2 separate regions of the Homo sapiens genome follow, and region 1 is linked to region 2. Evidence: chromatin contacts called from ENCODE Hi-C or POLR2A ChIA-PET data. All regions are on one chromosome and are shown on one strand. Each heading gives the region's core, a stretch centred on a gene start or an enhancer-like site at or near the end of the contact. The rest is flanking DNA. Distances are from core to core; before and after follow the strand shown. Region 1 overlaps ELMO1 (engulfment and cell motility 1). Region 2 overlaps ELMO1 (engulfment and cell motility 1).

Evidence for each region. Hi-C counts contacts between places; a loop is a spot of excess contacts on that map. ChIA-PET counts read pairs that join two places held with the same protein, here RNA polymerase II (POLR2A). Pooled maps may share reads with other maps.
Region 1: a map of Ramos shows a loop between it and region 2 (2.2-fold over the local background). The contact joins two enhancer-like sites. A Hi-C loop is called at or near these places in 15 of 168 maps with a recorded cell type or tissue (B cell, CD4-positive, alpha-beta T cell, CD4-positive, alpha-beta memory T cell and 9 more), 35 of 37 single-sample maps with no recorded cell type and 18 of 50 pooled maps. POLR2A ChIA-PET finds 5 or more read pairs at or near these places in 10 of 52 experiments (B cell, CD4-positive, alpha-beta T cell, CD4-positive, alpha-beta memory T cell and 6 more).

Annotation. Positions count from the first base shown.
Region 1 is chr7:37,332,233-37,339,105 of GRCh38, reverse strand. All of the region lies in intron 2 of ELMO1 (engulfment and cell motility 1), which reads left to right. Among named protein-coding and RNA genes, the nearest start is that of ELMO1, 110 kb to the left of the region's middle. Within about 2 kb of position 2,710, at least 7 of the 41 ENCODE cell types and tissues checked have a DNase peak (open chromatin) inside an H3K27ac peak, as active enhancers do; they include OCI-LY7, where a contact is called at or near this core.
Region 2 is chr7:37,282,955-37,288,972 of GRCh38, reverse strand. All of the region lies in intron 4 of ELMO1 (engulfment and cell motility 1), which reads left to right. Among named protein-coding and RNA genes, the nearest start is that of ELMO1, 160 kb to the left of the region's middle. RefSeq lists a silencer at 2,634-2,928. Within about 2 kb of position 2,617, at least 4 of the 41 ENCODE cell types and tissues checked have a DNase peak (open chromatin) inside an H3K27ac peak, as active enhancers do; they include OCI-LY7, where a contact is called at or near this core.

The sequences.
Region 1 (6,873 bases), core at 1,461-3,960, 50 kb before region 2:
CTTGCCTGGTGAACAGTCCTTAAAATGAAAAGATATTTCATGAATGAATAACTGGGAGGCGGTGCTTCCTGAGTAGTGATTATCTTATCAGGTGCTCAATTCTGCTCAGCCACCCTCCATCAGTGCCTGGAGTTTTCAGAGGGACGTCTGCCCATGATGGACTTGTTTATCTTCTTTCTAAATATTTAGGAGAAAATTCTGTGTTTCCACTCAGCAGGAAAAATCCCCAGGAGCTTCTTAGACATGGACTTTGCTGTATCACAGGAAGGTCTCAAAAGAATTATCAACTCACTGGTTCCTGACTCCTGCTCTCGCCTTCACAATGTATTGTTGAGTTTCAAGCCCGGGGAGCCGCTTGAGGATGAGGATGCTTGTTGTCTGGATATATCAAGGCTCCTGCATGCACTGTTCTTGTTAACCTATTATGTCCTGAATAATGTATTTGTTTCTCGGTCAAGAGTCTGGAATCCCAAACACTTCAATAAGCAGCATCTAGTAAGAGGCAGTGGGCTCCAAGGACATTTAAACCTGGATGTGAGCACTTGTTTTAGTTCCTTCAGCTGCTATAACAAAGTACCTTAAACTGGGAAATTTATGAACAACAGAAATTTATTGTTCACAGTTCTGGAGGCTGGGAAGTCCAAGATCAAGGCACCAGTGGATGTGGTGTGTGATGAGGGCTTGTTCCTCATAAATGGTGCCTTGTATGTTTCCCCACAGGCAAAAGGGGCAAACAGGCTCTGTCAAGCATGTTTTTATACCACCACCATGGGGGCCAGGTTTCAAACAGATGAATTTTGGGGAGACACAAACATTCAGACCATAGCAGTCCTGGAGCCCTGCTTTCTGTGAAAGGCTCAGTTAGCCTTGAGCCTCAGTTTCTTTGGGATAATAATTTGCTACTTTGATGGTCCTTGTGAAGATTAAAGAAATCATGTGAAAAGAGTGTAGCATGTTGCATAGCTTAGAGTGATTCCTCAATAAAAGCAGCCATTATTAGCTAGATTAGAAAATTAGGTACTCTGGTTTTCCTTTTCACCTGCACTTCCATTGTGAACATTTGCCCTCTGTTCTCATTCTTTCTCTGCCTAACTTTTTCAATGTTTAGGAAGGAGAAAAAATTAAAAGACAAGTGGGAGGCATCCTCTGGTAATAAAGAGGTGTCCTAATTGGACACATAGCCAATTTGTGCTATGGAATATTCACTGGCTCCCTAGTACTCTGTGATTTTTTTTTTCCATCTTGGCCACTCACCATTTCTGAGCAGCAGCTTTTCTGTTCCCTGCATAAACTCTTCAAGCCTCCAGTATTTCTTGTCTCTGCCCTGCCCCCTCAGGCCTTGCTTTTCAAGGAAGACACAGACCAGAAAGCTACCACTTCTGTCTTTGCCTAGAACTTCTCGGCCTACATATTTGCATGGCATCACAGACTACCTGATGCCTTTATCTCCTGCCTTCCTGTTTTGTTTTGCTTTTTCTACTGCTAGCAGAGAAGGGAAGAGGTGGTCCCAATTTGTTTCCAGTGCTTTCAGCTTATCCCAACCCCCAATGCTCCACATAGGTGTTTTTTTTTTTTTTTTTTTATACTTTAAGTTTTAGGGTACATGTGCACAACGTGCGGGTTAGTTACATATGTATACATGTGCCTTGTTAGTGTGCTGCACCCATTAACTCGTCATTTAACATTAGGTATATCGCCTAATGCTATCCCTCCCCCCTTCCCTTACCCCACAAGAGGCCCCGGTGTGTGATGTTCCCCTTCCTGTGTCCATGTGTTCTCATTGTTCAATTCCCACCTATGAGTGAGAACATGCAGTGTTTGGTTTTCTGTCCCTGCGATAGTTTGCTGAGAATGGATCCAAAGGACATGAACTCATCATTTTTTATGGCTGCATAGTATTCCATGGTGTATATGTGCCACATTTTCTTAATCCAGTCTATCATTGTTGGACATTTGGCTTGGTTCCAAGTCTTTGCTATTGTGAATAGTGCCGCAATAAACATACGTGTGCATGTGTCTTTAAAGCAGCATGATTTATAATCCTCTGGGTATATACCCAGTAATGAGATTGCGGGGTCAAATGATATTAGCCCATCCTTTCTACCCTACCTGGGGCTTTGTCCCAGCCATGTTCTCTTCTCTTATTCTTTTCTTCTTCTCTGTCTTCAACAGTGAACTCTTCTGTTTTCACCTTGGAAAATCCTCCCCTTGACCTAGTAACTCTCTTTTGGTAGTATTTTATTCTGTTTTTCCATTCCAGGCTTATTTAAATGTTACCAGTATATGCCATCTATGTTGTTCCATGCTTATTTTAATATTTGCATGAACAACAATTTACCTCTCTACAGGGCTCCCCTTTTTGGTGGCACCTCTGCCTTGGTTGTCCTCACCCTCTCGGTTACGCTCGGCAAAGCTGCCCATTCTCATCTTCTTGAAACTCTCCCTTCCTTCCTCTAGCTTCAGTGCCTGAGATTCTTCCTCCCTGTTTGATTCATCTGGGATTGTTTCCTTCCTGGTTCCTCTTCTTTCTAGATCAGTTCCAACCTCAGTGCTAAGCCCTCTGGTCTGTGTGTTCACTGTCGACACTCTTTGTCTTAGAGTCCATGTTCGCTCATGACGTTAAAGTTTCACCTCTGCCTACATACATAACAACAGTTCCCATCACCGGCATAGCCTGCCAGCTAACCACTAGTTTCATTTCTCTGTTGGGTGGATATATGGTTCCCCTCTCTAACTTCAGTTGTCTACAGACGAGACAAATGGTTAGTGAAACTGCCCATATGTTAACCTGAAGAAAGGAGTCTCACAGGTATTACCAACTTTTTGAGGTTATATCATGTAGAGGGGGGACCATTAGATATGTTCTTTTTTTTTTTCCTTGACGCAGGGTCTCACTGTGTCACCCAGGCTGGAGTACAAAGGCTCAATCAAAGCTCACTGCAACCTCTAATTCTGGGCTCAAGATATCCTCCTGCCTCAGCCTCTCGAGTAGCTGAGATTACAGGTGTGCACCACCATGACCAGCTAGTCTTTGTATTTTTAGTAGTGATGGGGTTTTGCCATGTTGCCCAGGCTGGTCTCAAACTCCTGGACTTAAGCGATCCTCCCACCTCAGCCTCCCAAAGTGCTGGGATTACAGTCCATGAACCACCACAGTGCCCTGCCTAGATGCGTTCTTTATGGCCCAAGTGTAGGAACTCCATCCTATTTGTGCTAGGAGACACATTTCACCTTCACCCAAGAAAAGCCAGCACGGGCCATCTCATCAGGCGAGGGGATCCATCATCTCTACCAAGTGTGCATCAGACAAATGCTTGGAGAAGATGTTCTGAGCATATTCAGGCCCAAAAAGGGCAATGGGAAGAGATACATAGTTTTCAACCTTAGTTCTGCTTCTCAAATGGCTTGGGGCAGAGGGGTGGCTGCCGAGGGCTTCCGGGCACCCCTCGCTCACTCCTGCTGCAGCACCTTTGTATTGTCCCATTTTCATTTGCGTATGATTTGGGGAAAGATTTTGTTTGAAAAAAGTTTATCAGTTTAAAAAAATAGACATGGATGATTCTTGAGCTTTCTGGTATTCCTGAGACTTCAGTCAGATTCTTTAGGGTGGCTTTGCATCCTTCCATATTTTTCATAAGCATTGTCCCTGGGCCAAGGTAGTGTCTGCAGGCACTGTATGTGATTCCCAGGTACCCCTCTGTTTTATAGAAGCTGCTCCTTTAGACGCTTGTTCCCGCACATTCATGGTCTTTTTTCATCTCTTGCCGTTTCCTTCTAAAAGTATGCCACCTTGAATGCCCCCTGCCTTCTCCCAGCTCTCTACTGCTTTAAATCCTGGCTTTGCTAAGCACTGCAGAGAGCCTCCTTTGTACTCAAACCTTTTCTGATCGCATTATAATGCAGTCTTTTCTCCAGTTTTCTAATTTCTTATATCATTTTCTTTGCCTGTAGCTTTTATTTGCAGTTAATATATTTCACACGTAACGTAATTTACATTTTTCTTTTTTCATGCTCACTTCTCTTGAAATAGATTATAAGCTCTTGGAGGTCAGCCAGTGGCTTACATACATTTGTATCCTTTGGTTCATCACATTGATCTCCGTTACTGTGTGTGTACAATAGGTTTCAATTCTGAACAGTGAAGATAAGAATAAAACACTGGTGGTCTTCATTCTCCAAACAGAAAAATTATAATAGCACGCCTACCCCAGTATATTGGGAAGGGTTTAATTCCCTAAAAGAAACACAGATGCATGTGTTTTAGGTAAGTGTGATTGCCTGCAGTTTTTCAACTACCATATTTCTATAGCATATTTAAGATATAATTCCATATGCATAAATTTGATTTACACAAGACCTTTGAAAAGCTCATTGAGTAAAACCCATTTGAGTTTTTGTACTTGACATGGAATTTTGCTCGTTAGTAGCAGTAATAATAACAGCAAGCACCACACACTATGTGGCAGGCAATAGAAGGCCTTGCACGTGGGATTTCATCACCTTACTACAGCCTTCAAGATCGGCTTAGGCTCCCTACTTCATAGTTATTCAAAGGTTCATTAACTTGCCCAAGATTACTCAGCTAGGAAGGTACTGATTTGAATCCAGCACTGTATAACACCAAAACCCAGGCAGTTTTTTGGTTTTTTTCTTGTTGTTGAGATGGAGTTTTGCTCTTGTTGCCCCGGCTGGAGTGCGATGGTGCAATCCTGGCTCACTGCAACCTCCGTCTCCCAGGTTCAAGCGATTCTCCTGCCTCAGCTTCCCGAGTAGCTGGGATTACAGGTGCCCGCCACCATGCCTGGCTAATTTTTGTATTTTTAGTAGAGACAGGGTTTCATCATGTTGGCCAGGCTTAGACATTGCCAAATGTCTCTTGGGCGGTGGACAGAGTCTCCTCCTGTTGAGAATGGACTAGGTCAGGGGCTCCTGAGCTTGCTTCTGTATCAGAATCACTCATGAAACATGTTGAAAATACACAGAGGATCATTGTGTAGTGATTCAAGGTTCAGGGATCCTTGTTTTTATGAAGCTCCCCTGGTGATGCTCATGCTGTTGGACCTACATTTGAAAACATTGTTGTGAAGCCCTTGAAATTTATCACTCTCCCTGCAGGAGCTACCTTTGGCTCCCACGGTAACTTTTAGTGAGTCCTTTAAAGATAGTGCCTCAATTTATCCATGAGGGAAATGGTCCTAAAAATTCTTAGCCTCTCCTTTACAGAGAGTACAAACATAGTTTTAAGAGCTCATTTTGCTCCAATTAAGAAAGCTGTAATAAAGACTGTGATACTGCACCATTGCTTTCATACCGTCATAATAGGTGAAATGACATTGGTAGAGGAATAGACATCCTTCATCTGATTTTTGCAACTTTTAGATTTGGTAATGTAACAGATATTTCTTAAACTTCCTTTAAAATGAAGTGACTGGGGTACTTACTTTTCTGGTTTTAGCTCTCTTTTCTTGTGTGAGAGAGTCTATATAACCTCATAAAATCTTAAAAATTTGCCAAGTTTTTGAAGAAAAACACAGCAAACATATCTCTCCCTTTAACTGAGCTGAGTTTAATTGAGCGAGAATGAACTCTGGCATTCTCCTTTTCCTTCAGCAAATGAAATGCAGATTTTTAGTTTGCTCTGTAGGTGGGTGCTGGTGGGATTCTCTTCTGTTCTACTTCCTTCCACAACACTGCCACTCTGAGAAGTTCGGGCAACTCAGGACACTCTTGTATTAACTATGTTTTCTTAAGACTTGATGACTAAGACCTCTGACATTTCTAGAACCTTTTGTGAATGTTACACTTTGTGCTTATTTTCCTGTTAGGTCAACAGGTTAATTGTGGCAGGATATCTAAATATGTGGATTTCAGTGTTGAGAAGGAACTCTGGGTACCCAGGAACAAACAGCTTGTACTTTAGGAGTATATAGACCAATGTGCAGTGTGTCCAGAACTCCAAGGAAATGAGAGCAGCCTCTAGCAAATAAAATATGTGCTTTTCTAGTTTCTTGTTCCTAGCTTTCCATCAAATGCATTCATGGGTCAATGGCATCACCATCATGCTTAACCCCCATCCCCACAATCTCCATAGCCCCTCAAATAGCAAGTCCTGTAAAATCAGCCTCCTAAGTGGGCTTGAGTCCATCCACCCTTTTTCCGTCCTAGCCGCCACTGCTGTAGCTTATTTCCCCTAGGTGGCTTCAGTAGCATAACAGCTGGCTGCCAGGCCACGCTTCTTCCTTCCCCTCCAATCCATTCCCCTAGGCCTAACATTCTGCACTGGCTTCCATTGCACTAGAATAGAATCCAGACGTCCTTGCTGTGTTGGCAGGGCCCCCTGCCCCCAGCTCTTGCCAGTGCACTGCCTTGCTTAGTGCCACTCTGGAGTTCCCCAACGCCACCATCTGAGTTCTCATCATATGCAAACATTTTCTCCTTTCACAAACACAAATTTCTTCCTACTTCCAAGTCTTTAAAAATGTGATTTTCTCTTAACTAGAAATTATCCTCCTCAGTTCTCTGCATGTCTAACACCTGTTTATTCTTCCATCCCAGATGAAGTGTAAGTTCCTTAGACCTTTCTCTAAGGCCTTTTCTGACTCTTCAGACCGGATGAGGGTGCTTGCTGTGTAGAACTTGTAACATCCCACAGGGCTCCACTTGTCAGCATTGTAATCACTACGTGATGCTCTGCATGGGCCAAGTATGTCCCCAGCGCCAGCATAGGGCCTGCACGTGGTAAACTCATAAGGAGTGTTGAGTAAAGGAAATAAGTGATATTTATACTTTTTCTGTCTATTGATACAGACAATAATACATGAACAGGAATGACTATGGTGAAGGCATTCTTTGCCTTGTTTGCACCATGTATTC
Region 2 (6,018 bases), core at 1,368-3,867:
GAAAATGGAGTAGGACAGCCCCCAAAAAAGACATGGGGGCAGAGTGTGGTAGGTGTTGCTGCTTTGGTTTACCCTGCTAAGTGCTTGGCCATAGAATATAGGTTCAAGTATGACCCAGAAATATGACTTGCCTAGGTTCATGTTTATAAACAACCAGATTTCAAAAAATAAGACTACATGTGGGTGTACATGGTTTCCAGAATTGAGGGCTTAAGGCCTTTCATCCTCCAACCATATGAGTGTCAAAACTTATACACTAAGGCAGTCATTCCGCCATCAAGATTTGTGCTAACCAAGGTTAATGTCTGGGTTCTCCATCTTCGCAATGTGGTTGTGCCAGCTTGGGGCAATCAGCCTCACTCTGCAAGGCCCTGGTTGTCCATCTGTAGGCCTTGGCCAAGATTGCTTTAAGGTATCAGGGAAGGTCTCTTTAAAGAGGTGACACAAGGTGGGGCATGTAATCCTCATGCCTGTAATCCCAGCACTTTGGGAGGATGAGGTGGGCGGATCACCTGAGGTGGAGAGTTCAAGACCAGCCTGACCAACATGGAGAAACCCCATCTCTACTAATAATACAAAAATGAGCCGGGCATGGTGGCGCATGCCTGTAATTCCAGCTACTTGGGAGGCTGAGGCAGGAGAATCGCTTGAACCCAGGAGGCAGAGATTGCAGTGAGCCGAGATCGTGCCATTGCACTCCAGCCTGGGGAACAAGAGTGAAACTCCATCTCAAAAAAAAAAAAGTGACACTTTGGGAGGCCAAGGCTGGCAGATCACCTGAGGTCAGGAGTTTGAGACCCACCTGGCCAACATGGTGAAACCCTGTCTCTACCAAAAATACAAAAATTAGCTGGGTGTGGTGGTGCACACCTGTAATCCAAACTACTTGGGAGACTGAGGCAGAAGAATTGCTTGACCTGGGAGGCAGAGGTTTCAGTGAGCTGAGATCGCACCACTGCACTCCAGCCTGGGCAACAGAGTGAGACTCTGTCTCAAACAAACAAACAAATAAACAAAAAAAAGGTGACATTTGAGCCAAGACTGGAGGATAACAGGGAGCCAGACCCTAGCATTGTAGGAAAAGAAACAGCCAGCAGAAAAGTCCTGCAGCATGAAAGAGCTTGGTGTGTTAGAGAACAAAAGGGAACAGGATAGTGAGCTGGAAGTGAGAGGAGGTACCAGAGAAATTGTCGATGTTGACTAGGGCTGCATCACAGTGTCTTCTAAACTATAGTGGGAATTTGGATCTCCTTCCAAGTACAATGAAAAGCTACTATTTTATCCTGGGGTTCATGAACTTATGTAGGAGGAACACTACAGCCATATAAAAACGTAAACTTTTCATTGCTTGAATCACAAATGTCAGCAACAAGCCATGATAGGATAAGCAGTATCTGTGCCTTTATTATGAACAGAAATTAAAGTACATCCATTTATTACTGTTTATCACAGTTATCTCTAAATATCATTTATCATCTTATGCCTAATTAGAAATTATGGTAGTTATTAGACCTTACAACAGATCTTGTTATTTAATGCTTTAATACAGGGGTCAGCAACTATAGCCTGTGGACTATGTCCAAGCTGCCACCTGTTTTTGTACATAAAACTTACTGGAACACAGCCAAACCCATTTATTTACATATCACAGTTGCAACAGAGGTATTCTAGCCTGCAGTGCTTAAAATGCTTACTGTCTGGCTGGAAAAAGATTGCTGACACGTGCATTGATAAAGCAGCATATATATTACTATGATACAATTTTTTTTTTTTTTTTTGAGAAGGAGTCTCTTGCTCTGTTGCCCAGACTGGAGTGCAGTGGCGTGATCTCGGCTCATTGCAACCTCCACCTCCCGGGTTCAAGCGATCCTTCTGTCTCAGCCTCTCAAATAGCTGGAACTATAGGCATATGCCACCACGCCTGGCTAATTTTTGTATTTTTAGTAGAGACAGGGTTTCACCGTATTGGCCAGGCTGCTGTCAAACTCCTGACCTCGTGATCTGCCCGCCTCCACCTCCCAAAGTGCTGGGATTAGAGGCATGAGCCACTGTGCCCAGCCTATGATACAATTTTTAAAATATTTGGATAACTGTTTGGTTTCTTTGCAAGCTTATTTATTTTATTTTATGCATTTAAAAACATTCTGAAAAGAAGATCCATAGACTTCACCAGAGTTCTCTAAGACATCCATGACTAGGAAAAAAAGAGAAAGAAAAAGAATCCCTATATTTCATTATCTAAGGCTGGGGATCCAAATGGGCGGACTTGTATTTATTTCCTCTGCCTGAGATTCTCTCCCTTCTCTCCCTCCTTCTTTGGCAGATTTTCCATTTCTTTTGGAGTGTGGTACTGAAGCTGCCTCCTTTTTATGAATAATATATTGGATCCTACACATTTACTGAATGAGCCAAGCAGAGGCTTTATTAGCAGTGTCCAGTGTAATGCCCATAATAACACTGTGTGGTGTGGGTCTGACTGTCTTCATGTGGCACTGCAGAAAGGGAGGCCCCAAGACGTTGTCTTGCCCATCATTCATTTACCCTGTATTCACTGAGCACCTATTGCTTGCCAGGGGCTGTGCCAAATTCCCAGGTGACAAAGCTGTTACTGGTGAAGCCAAGTTTTGGATCAGGCCCATCTGACACTAGTGTCTGGGTGGCTAATGCCACAGCAGGTTATGTTCAGGATGTCATGTGACACCCTGCTGCCTCAAGCTTGGCCACTCCTCCATCCCTAGTGTTTCCAGCCGCATTGTTCCTTGGCTGTGAGCTGTAAATGTTTTTATCTCATCCTCTCTCCACAGACCACTATTTGCATTGTTTTGCCTAGAATGGGCCATGGAGTTAGTATTTTCCCAGCTGTAGTAGCATCTTCAGTGATCCCTGCTCATGCCACTGGAATGGCCCTTTAAAAATGTTTTTTTTTTTCTTTTTACAAGCATGAGTTTCTTTCCTATAAGTGCAGCTCTTTTTTCTTGTCTCTGTAGCACTTTGTGGCTTTCTGAGACCACAGGCTCTAACTTGCCCATTGCACCCCATGTTTAAGCATTTGCACATGTCGTTTGATTGAGGGGTAAGTTAAAACTGCTGGCAGTGGGAAGGGCTGGCAATCAGGTCTCTTATCTCAAGTGGATGGAAAAATAAGGCTGTTCAACGTGGTTCGCTCAACTCGTACAGGTCCCTTCTGTGCAAAACCAGGGAGATTGCTTCTCCCCTGGAAACACAGGCACTCCTCATTGGCTGGGTTGGGCAAATACCCATAATATTAGGCATTTTTCCTGCTTTTTTCCCCTTCTTTTGCAGGTTGCAAGTGATGGCAATGTACATGGGATTCTCAAACTGGTCACCAGTACTTAGTGCATGAACACACATTATATTCTATATGTTTGGTGCAATTTTGCTATTTTGCATTCTGCTTTTGTCACCACAATACAGTGTCCCAGGGTCCCATATTACTGAACATTCTTTCATAGCAGCACTTCGATGGCTACATGGTGTATCTTTGGCCTGCCTTACCATAATTTGCTTCAGTTTTCCTTTGTGTTAGGGGACATTTGCAAGACTTTGTATATCAGCCAGCATCTAGTCAGGATACAGAAACCATACTGTTATTTAAACAGGGTATATTCCAATGTAAATGATTGACAACTAGTAGAAGCTGGTTAGTTGTGAGTAAAAGAGAACTCTTATGGGTCCAGAAGAAGCTGTTGCAGAAAAGAAGCTATGGCCTCCAGTTTGAGGAAGAGTGGGCAGTTGAGGAACTAAAGACCAAGAGCGGGCATTGCTCGTCCCCCAGAGTTCTTCAGAGAGGGCATGGCCACCACAGGGACATCACCACCCACGGGTGATGCAGAAACTTGTCAGAGGAAAGCAGCTGGCCAGCTGGCTGTGCAGCACTATAGACGTGTCTCTGTTGCCAGAAGCTTGGGTAGGCAGAACTGCTTTGAAGCAGTCCCTGGTAGGGAGAGCAGAGCCCGGGTGCAGGAGGCCTGAGGCCTTCCCCATGGAATAGTAATGGTGGATCCCAAAGGGAATGTCCTTTCCCCAGGCAGAATCACTCCAGTGCCCTCTATTGGTGAAGTGTCACATTGCCGCAGCTGGCAACCTGTCAGAAAGCAGGGCCAAGAATGGTTTTGAGTTGAGAGACAATAAATGAATAACTGGAATATTTGGGCTTGCTTTTAGCTTTTTTTTTTCTTTAAACCGTTTTGCAGTAAACATCTTTCATAAAATGTTGATTGCATCTCTGATATGTTGGTAGGATAAATTCATAGAATTTGAACATTTCAAAGGCCTTAGTCATATGTTACAAAACCATCCTATTGACTCTCCTAGTTGTTGTATATGGGAGCAAAGGCATATAGCCTTGTTATAGAACTTGTTACTCCTTAACCTTTTGAATCTTGGCCTTGTTTGCTGGGTTGTTAACTCTGAGGCTGGGAGATGCTCAGAGCCAGCGATGTCAAGGTTGGAGCCTGCAGTCTGATGTAATAAGGGCCAAGCTCTGCCGTGGAGGGAGGGAGTAGTGTGTTGCTGAAGTCCTCCCTCACCTCGCTCAGTCTTCTGAACGCATTCCCTTCCCATCTCATTCACTGCTTCAACAAATTCATTCCCTAAAACATCCCCTTCATCACATCAGTAATCTTGCTCAAAAGCTGTAAATGTTTCCTCTTTGTTTATGGCAATGCAAATGAAAGAGGAGGGGAGAGAACTGACCTATGGCCCTGGGTCCGTTGCCTCCATTCAGTTGTTGAGGGTCTGAAGCAAATTGACATGCCCAGGGTCACGTGGGAAGTAAGTTGGTCAGGGCCAACCAGGGCTTCCTTCCTCCCAGTCCTCTGCTTCTCCCAGATACCAGACCATTGTTGCTCCATCTCCCTAACTCCTCATTGTCCTCCCAGCACAGCACCTGTCCCACGAGAGGTTTTATTAATGTGTATCATACTCCCCTAGTGCTCACACTATCTCTGAACTCTTATGGGTCCAGAAGAAGCAGTTGCAGAAAAGAAGCTGTGGCCTCCAGTTTGAGGAAGAGTGGGCAGTTGAGGAACTAAAGACCAAGAGCAGGCATTGCTTGTCCCCCAGGGTTCTTCAAAGAGGGCATGGCCACCACAGGGACATCACAACCTACGGATGGTGCATAAACTTGTCAGAGGAAAGCAGCTGGCCGCTGGCTGTGCAGCACTATAGACGTGTCTCTGTTGCCAGAAGCTTGGATAGGCAGAGCTGCTTTGAAGCAGTCCCTGGTAGGGAGAGCAGAGGCCGGACGCAGGAGGCTTGAGGCCTTCCCCATGGAATCATAATGGTGGATCCCAAAGGGAATGCCCTTGCTGGGGCTGCCCCACTGTCTGAAATGCAAAGATGGCCCCCCTCAGCTGCTGTGCTTAAGGGGACTGCCTACACCTAACTTCAAGGCCAAGTCCAAGATTCACATCTACATAATTACATTCCATTACTGTTTAACAGATTAGAGTCAGTAATTCTTATCCTGGGGTATTAGAGATGTGGACATGAACTGGGTTCTACCCTGAGCTTTTAGTCCCCAGCCTAGACACCAGGCAAAAAGTAGGTATGTGCTGGCTCCTATCATGTGAAATTGGCTAAGGAAGCAAGCAACTTGGTGTCTTTGGACAGGGGGCTGCTTTTTTTAAATTAAATTTAATCTTTTTTTTGAGCAGTCGTGGACATCTGGTTGTGCATGTCCCTTTAAGGCGAGTTTGTCGTCTCCAGAAAAGCATGTTGTTCTTTCTCTCTATCTTCCACAAGTCCTTGATTAAAACACTGAAGGAGACAGACAGGCTCCTTCTGTCCTTTCCCTCAGGCTTGCCATGTCCTGGCAGATTCCCTGGGCTCCTGGGAACTGTCTACCCATCTCTGTCTGCTCCTTTTGACCCAGATCTTATTACAGATACAGAGAGAGCAAACCATTTATTGCAGAACAGGCCCTTCACCTTCATGTTCTGTGTTTATAGACCACAAATAGGTAGTTAATAGATATCTCTTAATACTTGTTCTTTC